Regions from separate parts of the Homo sapiens genome. Here regions 2 and 3 are each linked to region 1. A link is an interaction called in ENCODE POLR2A ChIA-PET data of the cell type or tissue named here. Cell type or tissue: GM12878. All regions are shown on one strand.

What was found. Peaks named below come from ENCODE experiments on the same cell type or tissue, not always from the same donor. Only the 100,000 strongest peaks of a DNase experiment are listed, where the experiment ranks them.
Region 2: POLR2A ChIA-PET joins it to region 1 with 5 read pairs; 3 of 35 experiments call an interaction of 5 or more read pairs at or near these places.
Region 3: POLR2A ChIA-PET joins it to region 1 with 5 read pairs; 3 of 35 experiments call an interaction of 5 or more read pairs at or near these places.

The regions. Positions count from the first base shown.
Region 1 is chr3:124,648,861-124,652,860 of GRCh38, reverse strand. KALRN (kalirin RhoGEF kinase) reads right to left here. Exons shown (of 60, transcript NM_001388419.1): 38 at 1,923-2,053. Among named protein-coding and RNA genes, the nearest start is that of UMPS, 80 kb to the left of the region's middle. In GM12878, no CTCF peak of the experiment used is centred here; a DNase peak (open chromatin) is centred at 1,870; H3K27ac peaks cover 1,858 bases.
Region 2 is chr3:124,569,305-124,573,304 of GRCh38, reverse strand. The region is part of intron 34 of KALRN (kalirin RhoGEF kinase); the gene reads right to left. The region is part of intron 2 of LOC105374076 (a long non-coding RNA gene); the gene reads left to right. Among named protein-coding and RNA genes, the nearest start is that of UMPS, 160 kb to the left of the region's middle. In GM12878, no CTCF peak of the experiment used is centred here; no DNase peak of the experiment used is centred here.
Region 3 is chr3:124,576,209-124,580,208 of GRCh38, reverse strand. All of the region lies in intron 34 of KALRN (kalirin RhoGEF kinase), which reads right to left. It overlaps LOC105374076 (a long non-coding RNA gene), which reads left to right. Exons shown (of 4, transcript XR_001740872.2): 2 at 3,446-3,545. Among named protein-coding and RNA genes, the nearest start is that of UMPS, 150 kb to the left of the region's middle. RefSeq lists an enhancer at 2,221-2,510. In GM12878, a CTCF peak has its summit at 3,455; DNase peaks (open chromatin) are centred at 2,212 and 3,478.

The DNA of each region.
Region 1 (4,000 bases):
TCACGCCTGTAATCCCAGCACTTTGGGAGGCTGAGGCTGGCGGATCACGAGGTCAGGAGATCGAGACCATCCTGGCTAACACGGTGAAACCCCGTCTCTACTAAAAATACAAAAAATTAGCCAGATGCGGTGGCGGGTGCCTGTAGTCCCAGCTACTTTGGGAGGCTGAGGCAGAAGAATGGTGTGAACCCGGGAGGCGGAGCTTGCAGTGAGCCGAGATAGTGCCACTGCACTCTGGCCTGGGCAAAAGAGAGAGACTCCATCTCAAAAAAAAAGAGTAGTGACTGGCTTTTCCCAGGGTCACCTGCCACCTCAGAGGTCACCTTTCTGACTTAAGCTTTGCTTTGACTTGACAAAGGACTAAGACATCAGCTCCAACTTGGCCTCACCTGTGTAACAACAACCTGAGAAGCTAAGGAGACTCAGCTTTGTGCAAGTGCTAGGAAATTTCCCTTTGGGTATGGCATTTATCAACCTCTATTCCATTTACCAACTTCTTGGGGTTCCCCCTGAGTACTCACAAAGCTGAGGGGGTAAATACAGAATTTCAAGATTTACATGCTACTTGTTCATCTCCACTATGAAGTGATAGCCCTGCTTTCAAACCAGGCCTTCACTGTGATGTTCTCACTTTTGTTTCCTAGGAAACAGAAACTCATAAATAGACACTTTGTACATTTCTAGGTAACAGAAGGACCTGGCCTCACTTATTTTTGCTAGTTTTCATGTCTGTGGCTAGGCTAAAGGAGTGATGAATTTGAGAGAGAAAGGCAGGCTAATTAACAACAGGGAGGGACCCTTCACACCTGCCTTCCCAATTCTCACTACTGCTTATAATCTCTCACATGCTGAGCTATGTCTAAGACTCATCAGTAGCTCTGCTTCCAACACAGAGTACAACCCTAAACAAGAAAACAAAAGTTGGCCAAGTGCAGTGGATCCTGCCTGTAATCCCAACACTTTGGGAGGCTGAGACAGGAGGATTACTTGAGCCTAGGAGTCCCAGACCAGCCAGGGCAACCAAGCAAGACTCCATCTCTACAAAAAATAAAATAATTAGCCAGGCATGGTGGCGCACACCTGTAGTCCCAGCTACTTGGGAGGCTGAGGTGAGAGGATCCCTTGAGCCCAGGAGGTCAAAGCTGCAGTGAGCTATGATCATACCACTGTACTTTAGTCTGGGTGACCAAGCAAGACCCTGTCTCAAAAAAAAAAAAAAAAAAGATAGAAAAGAAAAAGAAAATGAAAGTTTTGGAGGAGTTCTGCTTTTGCACTAGTGGTATGTGGTATATTCTTGATCAACTCAAATAACAGATTGACTTCATATCAACATAGGTAACTCTTGCATAACATGGGATTGTTCTGCATTATGAATTTTATTTTACCACTAACTATTCAAAGTGGAGAAGAAGTTCTCTTGGAACTAATCCCAGAAACAGATGCAAAATTAAAACCTTTGGAGAAGGAGTAGAGACAGGACCTGCTTGGTGGTACAACAGCTCCTTCCTCTATATATAACTTTCCTACATTTGGGGAAATGTTTTCTTAGGTGATCTCTATCAGACTATCTGCCACGGTCAGAGACTCTCTGATTCTATAGGCCCTCAGTAACAGTCTCATAGTTTCCTCAACTTTGCCATTTTCCTTTTATCACTATGTTTTAAATTTCTAACAGACCTACAACCACACTTTGTCAGTAATAGCTGCTATCTCACAGAATATACTTTAGCCTAAACTTCAATCAAGTCAGTGCCAAAGTGGCTCAATGTTTATCAGTGCTATGCTGTACAGATCTGAGTCTTAGAATGAAAGATGTCAGTGGAAACAGCGTGGGGAACCCCTCTCGAATTTTCCCCAACCTTTGTCCATTGTCCACCGCACTCACATGTGCACCACAGGGAGGAACTGGGGAAGCCACTTACATCCTGCCTCTCAGGGCCTTGGCTTTCTGTTCTTCTTCTGGGTTTTTAGGAGGTGTGGGTGGGGCCATCCCCTCATTCAGGCAGCCTGCAGGGTCTTTCAAGCTCCCCCGGTATGAGCTTCCTTCTAGACTCTGAAAAGAGAGAAAAACAGGCTTAGAGAAGTGTACTTTGAAAAGTCATTTGGAATCCCTGTGTCCTCCCAGCCTAGCCACAGACAACATGGAAAATCAGTAGCCAAGGCTGTTCTCACCAAACCACAGTGAAGCACTAGCAGACCAGAGACTTTATCCTCCTGCAGCAGGGAGCCCAGAGCTGCCACCTTCTCAGGCAACCAGGATGTACTTGGCATCTATGTGCTGCCAATTTCCCAGACATAATGAAATTGTCAAAGTGACTATCTCTAGTTAAGAGCTCCAGAGGTAATGCTAACGATCGCAATTCTATACCAAATATGCAGTTACAAAAGAAAACAAGTGAAAAGGGTGAATATGGTACTCCAGAGGGAACTAAGGGTAAAAGAACCTAAATTTGAATCCCAGACCTGCTAGTCACTGAATGATTTATGTGAGATAGCTAAAATTGTTCCATGCTTCAGTTTTTCTCAGTTTTCAAATTAAATCTTCCCTCTCTACAGATTTCTAAGGAATAGGCCGAGATAATAGCTGTACAACCCCTTTGAAAAGTTAAAAATGTCCTATGATGATGGGGTTTTCCCCTGTCCCCATGGATGGAACTGTTAACGATAAAAATATTCAAAATGGAGTCAATCTTAACACTTTTACAAGTGTCCTGGAAGAAGGATTACACAGTGACATTTAGCATTTCATTATGCAAATTGGCAGAAGTAGTGTGGATACACAGTGAGGCTGGAGAGTAAGGTCAAGTTGGGCAACTGTAAAACAAATAATGAGAGACTAATCTAAGGCTATTCTTTATTATTATTATTATTATTATTATTATTATTATTATTATTTTATTTTAGAGACAGGGTCTCACTATGTTGCCCAGGCTGGTCTTGAACTCCTGGGCTCAAGTGATCTTCCCGCTTCAGTCTCCCAAAGTGTTGGGGTTACAAGCATGAGCCAATGCACCCAGCCATAATATCTATCTATCTATCTATCTATCTATCTATCTATCTATCTATCTATTTTGAGACAGGGTCTCACTCTATTGCCCAGTCTGGAGTACAGTGGTGCAATCATGGCTCACTGCAGCCTTGACCTCCTAGGCTCAAGCAATCCTCTCACCTCAGCCTCCCAAATAACTGGGACAGTCATGCACCACCATATCCAGCTAATCTTTTTTGTTTGTTTGTTTGTTTGTTTGTTTAAGAGACTGGGTCTCATTACATTGCCCAGGCTGGTCTTGAACTCCTGGGCTCAAGTGATACTCCCACCTCAGCCTCTCAAAATGCTGGGATTACAGGTGTGAGACAGCGTGTCTGGCCCTAAACTGCTCTTACAAGATGCCTGCCTAAACCAGCTACTGCAGCTAACAGAAACAGTTTCATTTAGTAGTTTTTGAAAACATTAGCCCTAAGGTTAAAGTCACAAAGATTTAAAAAAATGCAGTCCAAAAAGGTAGGAATGAAAGGCTTCAGCTTGGCCTTCAGTGAGCTGCACTTGGAGTATTGTCATGATGCTCTCAGTTGCTCTATTTTAACATAGGCTAAACAGGTAGAACAGAAAGGTCCAGAGAAATAAATCAAAAACTAATGAGGTTCCTGATGGTCCATTTTATAAGAAAAGATGGAGAATATGAAGATTTGAATCTGAAAAACATAACACTAAGCAGATATCAAACCTTCCATTCCCCCACCCCCAAACTGACAAAATGTGCCAAGGGCTAAACATGAATTTGTTACCAACACTAGAAACTGGAACTAAGAGGACAGGGTCTTCAAACTCAAGAGAGAATTTCTTTTAACTTGAGATAAAAGTATTCACAGAACAAGTAATCAGCCATGGAAGTTGTTATATCCAGAGCAGCAGTATAGGCTAAAAATATGGAAAGGTCAAGAAGGGTTTAGCTCAATTTATAGATACAGGATCTGTAACCTGTTATTAAGGAAATGAGAG
Region 2 (4,000 bases), 80 kb after region 1:
CTATTAATCAATTTCACAGATTTTTTAAAGTTAGAATTTTTAGAAATGGAGTCTTGCTCCATTGCCTAGGCTGGAGTGCAGTTGTGCAATCATAGCTCACTGCAGCAATGAACTCAAGCCATCCTCTCTCACGTCCCAGACAGCTAGGACCACAGGTGTATGATCACATCCGGCTTATTTCATAGATTTTAAGTGTCTTACCCAAGGTCATCATCTAGCCAGTGACCAGGATTCAGACTCAGGCCTTCCACCCCAAGACATTTTTTTGGAGACAGGGTCTCGCTCTGCCGCCCAGGCTGGAGTGCAATGGCTCAATGGCAGCTCACTGCAGGCTCGACCTCCTGGGCTCAAGTGATCCTCTTACCTCAACCCTCCAAGTAGCTGAGGCTATAGGCACTCACCACCATGCCCGGCTTTTTAAAAATTTTTCCTAGAGACGGGGTCTCGCTCTGTTGCCCAGGCTGGTCTGGAACTCCTGGGCTCAAGAGGTTCTCCTGCCTCAACCTCTGAAAGTGTTGGGATTACAGACAGACCATGTTTTTATAGTCTACTGCATACCGAGGTAAAGCCACAGACAACTTTTGTTTTATCCTAAACAATCAGCCTGTGCACATAATAATAAAACCAACCTCACAGTTTAAAAATCACTTTTACTTAACATTTCTACCCTTGAGCCTCCCAGCAACTCTGTTACATAGGCATCTTTATCAGCTTCCTTTTGCATAAATGTGGAAGCTAAACCCAGGAAGATTAGGTGACATTCTACTCAAAATAAGTGGCTTCTCATTTCATACCCTGTCTTCTTCCCACCCCATCTGATTCCCTGAGAACTAAATTCTGTTCCGTTTTCAAAGATTTGCCAGTACCCTTTTAAGGAAAAAAAACAGTAGATTACAATACATTAGGTTGGGCCATTTTTAACTGAAATTGCTGACATTCAACCTGTTTTTTTTTTTGTTTTTTGTTTTTTGTTTTTTTTTGAGATGGGGTCTTGCTTTGTCACCCAGACTGGAGTGCAGTGGCACAATCTAGGCTCACTGCAACCTCCACCTCCCTTCCCACTGCAGCCCTTCCCCCACCTCCACCCCCAGCAGCTGGGACCACAGGTGCATGCCACCATGCCCAGCTAATTTTTTGTATTTTTGGTAGAGATGGGGTTTCACCATGTTGCCCAGTCTGGTCTAGAACTCCTGAGCTCAAGTGATCCATCTGCCTTGGCCTCCCAAAGTGCTGGGGTTAAAGATGTGAGCCACTGCACCCAGTCTCAACCATTTTTTACTACAAAAATGGAGATTTCATGCACCCCAAATTAAAAAATTGGACCTCAAAATGAAGATATTTATGCTATGCTTATATGCATCAAAAATAGGATACTTTGGCTGGGTGCAGTGGCTCACACCTGTAATCCCAGCACTTTGGTAGGCCAAGGCAGGCAGATTGCTTGAGCTCAGGAGTTCGAGACCAGCCTGGGCAACATGGCGAAACCTCATCTCTACAAAAAAATACAAAAATTAGCTAGGGATGGTGGCAAGCACCTGTGGTCCCAGCTATTTGCCACTGCACTCCAGCCTGGGCAACAGAGTGAGGCCCTGTCTCCAAAATAAAAAATAGAAAAAAAATAAAATAAACACAGGATACTTTGGTTAATCCCTTTAAATTAACAAAGGTAATTACCTGATGCAGAGAGAAAAAAACAGACATTTTTAGAAGTGGAAAGGATCCTAGAGGTAATTCAGGAAGACATGAATAAAAGGTAATAAAAATGCTACTTTAGAACAAATAGCAATATGAATGACTGTAGGGAATAACCAGGAAAAAAGTCCAGCCTATAGAGAGTCTCAGAGTAGAAGGCACTTGCCTCTAAGCTCTATGCCCAGAGAGGACAACAGATCAGGTGTCTGTGAGTGAGAAACCAGGGGATGCCCAAAGTTCAAGGGTAAGGATGGACTGTGAAGTTCTCAAATCCAAGGACATTGGAAAGGACTATTAATCCATAAACACAAACAATCACTTTAAACAAGTCAGGATTGTTGAATTTAATTAAAAACATTTTGTTCTGCTCTAAGCGTTTAATAAAAGGATTTATGGAGAAATTGCTAGGCTTATATAGCTTAGGAAAGAAGTGTTTAACATTTTATCTGCAAATTGTATTACTTTCTTCTAGATACAGATCAGAAGGAGAGGGAGAATAATAATTAGCACTGGTGGATTTACACTCGGGGCTCGGACGGGGGAGAATAGAAGGAGACGTGGGTAGAAAGTGTTTGGATTTCAGTGCAATATATGAGGAATATTCTAGCCCTTAGAATTACACTAAAATCCAACAGGCTCTAGAAGTAATAAGCTCCCAGTCCCTAGAAGTGCTCAAGTAATGCTTAGCTGACCACTTGTCAAGGACATTGTGGAAGGGGTTTCTTGTATTTGGAAAGAGAGTGAGCTAGAACACCTTTCACCTGCTTTTCAATTCTAAGATCCCAGGAGCCAAAAGAAGCCAATGTTCTGGAGTCAAATTAAATCTATTCAAGAACCGGTTTTATCCAGTTATAAAAAGAGTAAGTTTCAACTCTAACTTTTTATGATTCTGAAAAATGTCAAGGAGCTCCTTTTAGACTCTCTCCATCTATCTTTAAACATACTTTTCTTCAAAAAGTATCAGTACTCAAATAAATTACAACATTTCTTATTCAAATGCATTATTTTTGGGTTTCAGCTATTCTTACCCAACAGTATTATAATTTTTAAAAACACCATACCACACCTTTTCATTGCAAACATAGGGTAATTCAGCTATGCTAATATAAAGGAAAATGTTGTGGGCTAGTGTGGAAACCTGTTCTCACCCTCATTGATCATACTCCCATGTATACTTCTGCTTCTATGAGGAAGTGAGTTCTGAATCTCAAAGGACTACCTCACATCTAGTCAATTACCAGTACAATCCTATACAAATGAAGAGGATTGAAGGATCGTACTTCAATCCTGCAATTGAGGACTGTAGGATAAAGTAAATCAGCAAGCTGCAATTTATAACATGTCACTTCGTACCTGAAAGGAAATGTTTAGGGAATATTCATCCTCTAATTATTTTTTTAGCCTCCCATAGTGAAGCCATGTTAGGCATTATGGCATAAATGAAAAACCTGAGGGTAGGGCTCCTAATGCAGAATTATACTGAAAAGTAAGAGGTAGAGAAAGACCTTTGGAGGACTCTCCTGGTAGGCAGAGGAGCCTGAACTTTTTGGCATTTTGGCTCCTGGCAGCAGAAAGTGCAGGGGACTTCCATCCTGCAGACAATCTGTTGAACAGGCTGGGCCAGCACCAGGGGTTGGCAGGCCGCTATCAGAGTTGGACTAAGCTCAGCCTGCTGTCCAGAGTGCTCCTTGGAGTCATTCTGCTCCAGCTGAGGACATCAGAATCTTATTAGTTGGCAAAGCACCCACAGGACAAAATCTGTCTCTGATTACTACCACTCCTCCTAGAGAGTGGGGCATTTGGGGCCAGAGGTGAGAGGGAGAGTGGGAAGGTGGGTATGTGTAACTATAATGGGGTTAATGCTCTTAGATTCAGCTAGACTGGCTAACAAGCCAAGTCAGATGGGAGAATAAACTAAAGTGCCTGTCTCAAAGGCTTTCAGACTTGGGAGGGTGTAGAACACAGTGGTAAAGTGAGACCTTGGGAAATGGACAGGCGTGGGTTCAAATTTAGGCCCACTGCTTGTCAGCTATGTGACTTTGAGCATATTACCTAATCTTTTTAAGACTCAGTGTCTTTATCTGTAAGATGAGGAAAATATTATTGCTATTAGCATAAAGCAACCCAGAACCTGACCCATGGTAAAGCTCAATAAATGTTAGGTATTTTTGTGAGTTGGTGACACACTTAACACAAGTCGACATTATCAAACTTGCCCGGCATTCTCAGGCTGTTGATGGTAATTGCCTTCAGAGCCCAAGTTTTATCCACGGTTCTCCACCACCTTCTGCAGCATGGGGAAGCTGTT
Region 3 (4,000 bases), 73 kb after region 1:
AGGGTGTGTTAAAACACAGATTATTAGGCTCCATTCCCAGAGCTGCTGATTTAGTAGGTCTGGGGTGGGGCCTGAGAATTTGCATTGCTATGAGTTCCCAGGTGATGCTGATGTTGTTGGTACAGAAACACATGGAGACCTACTCGAGATTCGGACATTGTCCTTGCCCATTTGGCATTTGTGCCCTCTTCTTTTTGTAACAGCACCTTGACTTGTCTTTGAGGAACCAGCCTTCCTCCCTTTGGAGACCATGTTTCTGGGTGTGGCTGACATCTTCCCCTTGTCCACCCTCTACTCCAAAGATAAGCCCATGACCTGGGTGTGGCCAGGCAGCCACAGGGATTGGTTCAGATTTAGCACATGACTCGAGTTTATGCAATGAGCATAAACCTTGTGATCTTAGCAAGAACATCTGAGAAAACAGCCATCCCTTTCAACAAGATTTCTAAGTTGATGGAATGTTAGCCTAAAGCAGCTGGGGGTATTTTGCTATAACAATGTGGGAAGAAGCTCTCCGAGAATGAAGCCAATACAGGGAAAAGATGAGAGAGAGAGGTAGGTTTCCCATGATATCATTTGAATAGCTAGAGAGGCTTCTTCCTAAAGCTTTATTCCTGGACCTTACTTGTGCCCGCCCCTCGCTTATACATTCCTTTTTGTGTAAGCCAGTTGAATGTCTATTATTTCAGGGTTTTCACATACCTACCCACCCACTCCCAAAGTTCAGGCTAAAAGCTCCTGAGCTATAAGCAATATATTTAAAGTAGTCTTACTTTTCAACTAGATGGCTGAGTCTCATTTATATTTTTGGCAGACTTTGTCTTCAGTGATACCTGCAGCCTAAGTCCATTTTACATGAATAAGGCTTTCTGCCTACCTACGTGACCACTTTATGTCCCACCCTCATTTCCAACAACAGTGAACCCCAAAGAATTTCTGGTATCAGCCTGCAGATGTAGTAGGCCAGGTGTACCACAATGTCAGGCCTGACATCAGGCACCAGTGTGACTGCCTCTCCCTCCACATTAACCACAGTCTTCAGTAACACTGGACCATGACCTCAGGTACCTGTCTCTTACACTAACAGACATATGCCATTTTTTTTTCCTTTAGGGTTATTCTCTTCAGATGGACAGGAAAAGAATTTTACTAAATCACAATCATTTCCCCACATTTCTTAAAGCTCAGGATAGAGAAAGAAGGAACAGCAACCATGCCCCAATTCAGGCCTAGAGATTCATAGGAGACCCTTCTTACTGTGACCTTTTATAGAGCATAGGCTTGGTGAGCCGTGATCATGGTTCCTGGTGAGTGCAGAGGCCAGGCCCTGATCTCCTTAACTCCACTCCAACCATTCCCTTGCTCTCCTTTCCCCACAGGGGTGATTCTCACCTGTAGCACTCACCCCCATATTTGGATTCTATAGGTTTTTTTTTTTTTTTAAATGGAGTTTCACTCTGTCACCCAGGCTGGAGTGCAGGGGCACATCTTGGCTCACTGCAATCTCCACCTCCCAGGTTCAAGTGATTCTCCTGCCTCAGCCTCCCGAGTACCTGGGACTACAGGCAAGCGTCACCAAGCCCGGCCAATCTATGGGTTTTAAAAAGCTCTGCAGAGGATTTCAATGTGAAGTCATGGCTGAGAACCACGGACTTTAGGGCCCAAGGCCACTCACACTGTGGATGAGTTCCTGCATTGTAGAGTTTAGGAAACACTTGAACACAAATGGTTTTACTTTCTCAAACTCTGACAATCGGTCCCTTGACCCATTCTTCCACTGCCTGCCATGCTCCCTGGTTGCTAACTGCAGGTTCCTTAATTCTCATCTTCCCTGTGTAGATTTCTGATCTATGAACTGCCTGATTGCTGATATCGGGATGGCTAATCAATATTCCCAAATTACCAAGCCCTGGCCTCCATTTGTGGCTGTGGCCTAAACATCTAAGATTCTTTCCAAGTACTAATCATTTATTCAACAAATAATTGGTCTTGGAATATTTACTATTTGTAAGTCACTAAGCTAACCTATACATGGGAGTTTATAAGGAAAATGTAAATTAAATAAGGCCTGTTCCATGAGAAAAGACAAAGAAGAACAGGGTGAATTCTAGCAGAAGTTGGTTTAATTTTCTGTGGAAGAAAAAAGAAATGGAAACAGAATAGTACTGGACATAAGGTTGGGGTTTCTTCTTTATGTGAAAAAGAGGAATTGAGACAATAGTCATCAGTAACCAGAAACACTTCAATTAGAGAGAGGAGGTACAATGTGTACATTGCTTCTATATTTAATTTGAACTCCAAATATGGTGGGGGGTTTTGTTTGTTTGTTTGTTTGTTTGTTTTGTTTTGGAGGTAGGGTCTTGCTCTGTCATCCAGGCTGAAGTGCAGTGGCATAATCAGAGCTCACTGTAACCTCAAAATCATGGGCTCCCACCTCAGTCTCTCAAGTAGCTGGGACTACAGGCATGCATCACCACACCTGCCTATAGAGATGGGGTCTCACTACATTGCCCAGGCTGGTCTTGAACTCTTGGCCTCAAGCAATCATCCTACCTCAGCCTCCCAAAGTGCTGAGACTACAGGCATGACCCACTGTGTCCAGCCCAAATATGTTTTTTTTCAAAAGTGTATAATATCTGTGTGGGTAACCATTCCCAGGTAATATGCGTTATTTTAACAGTAAGGTGTACAGAAAAAGTGTGCTTGCCAGAATCACGCATAGTAATCTCTTCTCCTTCTTATCTCTGTTTAGTGTGGTCTAACCACTGCACCACTGCTGGCCCTGTGGGTACCATCATCCACTTGGTGACAGACAGCTCCTGGACTCTAATGACTGAACCATTACTGAGCTCAGTCCATATGTCTTCACCTACTGACCTTTAAATGTGTTCCTCTGTACTTGCCCAATTGACACCTGTTTGCCTCTTTCTAGCTGTCTCACTTATCCTTAAGAGAGGCCCCAGCTCAGCCTGCAGCCACCCTCTTTTTTTTTTTTCCAGGAAGTATTACTGATCACTGTCTTGTCTGAACCAGGTTCAAGGTAGGGGGGTGGTTCAGGCCATACTGAGAGGACACAGATGTCTCCCCAGAATGGCCAACATTCCTCTTCTGTGAGGACAGAGAGGAAGAACTGCTGGCAACAAGGACAGGTTCCTGGATATCTGTACTGAGCAGCCGCCTGAGCTGGCCTGAGCTCAGGGGCAGATGAGCTATTTATCAAAGTGAAAGATGGCTGCAGCTGGAATTGCTAAAAACAAACCACTCCAGGTTTTATCTACTTCCAAAAACGTTTACCTCTAAGTAGGTCAAAGTGTTCCCAAAGTAGGGCAGTATAAGAGTGCCAGTCTATCACTCTGAGTTTCAATTAAGGTAAACTTATGATTGCTAAGTGTCCACTATGTGGGATGGCATTTTAATTCTGCCAACGCCACCTTCCCTCCTACAGGCACAAATAGCAGCTGCAGCAGCATGTACATTCACGGAGTACAGTGCAGAGGTTTCTGATGAGTCAAATGGAAAGTGGATTTTGTCTTGATGTAACTCAGGTGAGTTTATTGAGGATTTCCAATAATAGAAAGGATGTACATCTGCCAATAATGGAATGTGGATAATGACCTGCTCATCCTTCAACCAGTCCAAATAAATGAGAGGTACTTAACCCATACGTCCCCAGAGAAGACTTCCTCAATCAGGACTCCTAGCATCAGAACATGATTCCCCATTCCCATCCTGAAGTCCTCCTGCTAAAGCTTAAGCCAGTTTCCTTTACCGTTCTACATGCTGAGCCTGGTCCTTCACATAAGAACTCTGCAGAGGTCCCTGATGCATGATCCGTCCCTCCTTTCTATAAATATTTACTGAGAACTTCTTACATGGCAGCTACTGTTTTAGATGCTGGGGATAGGGCAATGAACACAGTAGACAAAATCCCTGTATTGGTAGGGGGGATTTGCAGAGGAATATTAACAAATATGTCAGGTAGTGATAAATGCAATGAAGA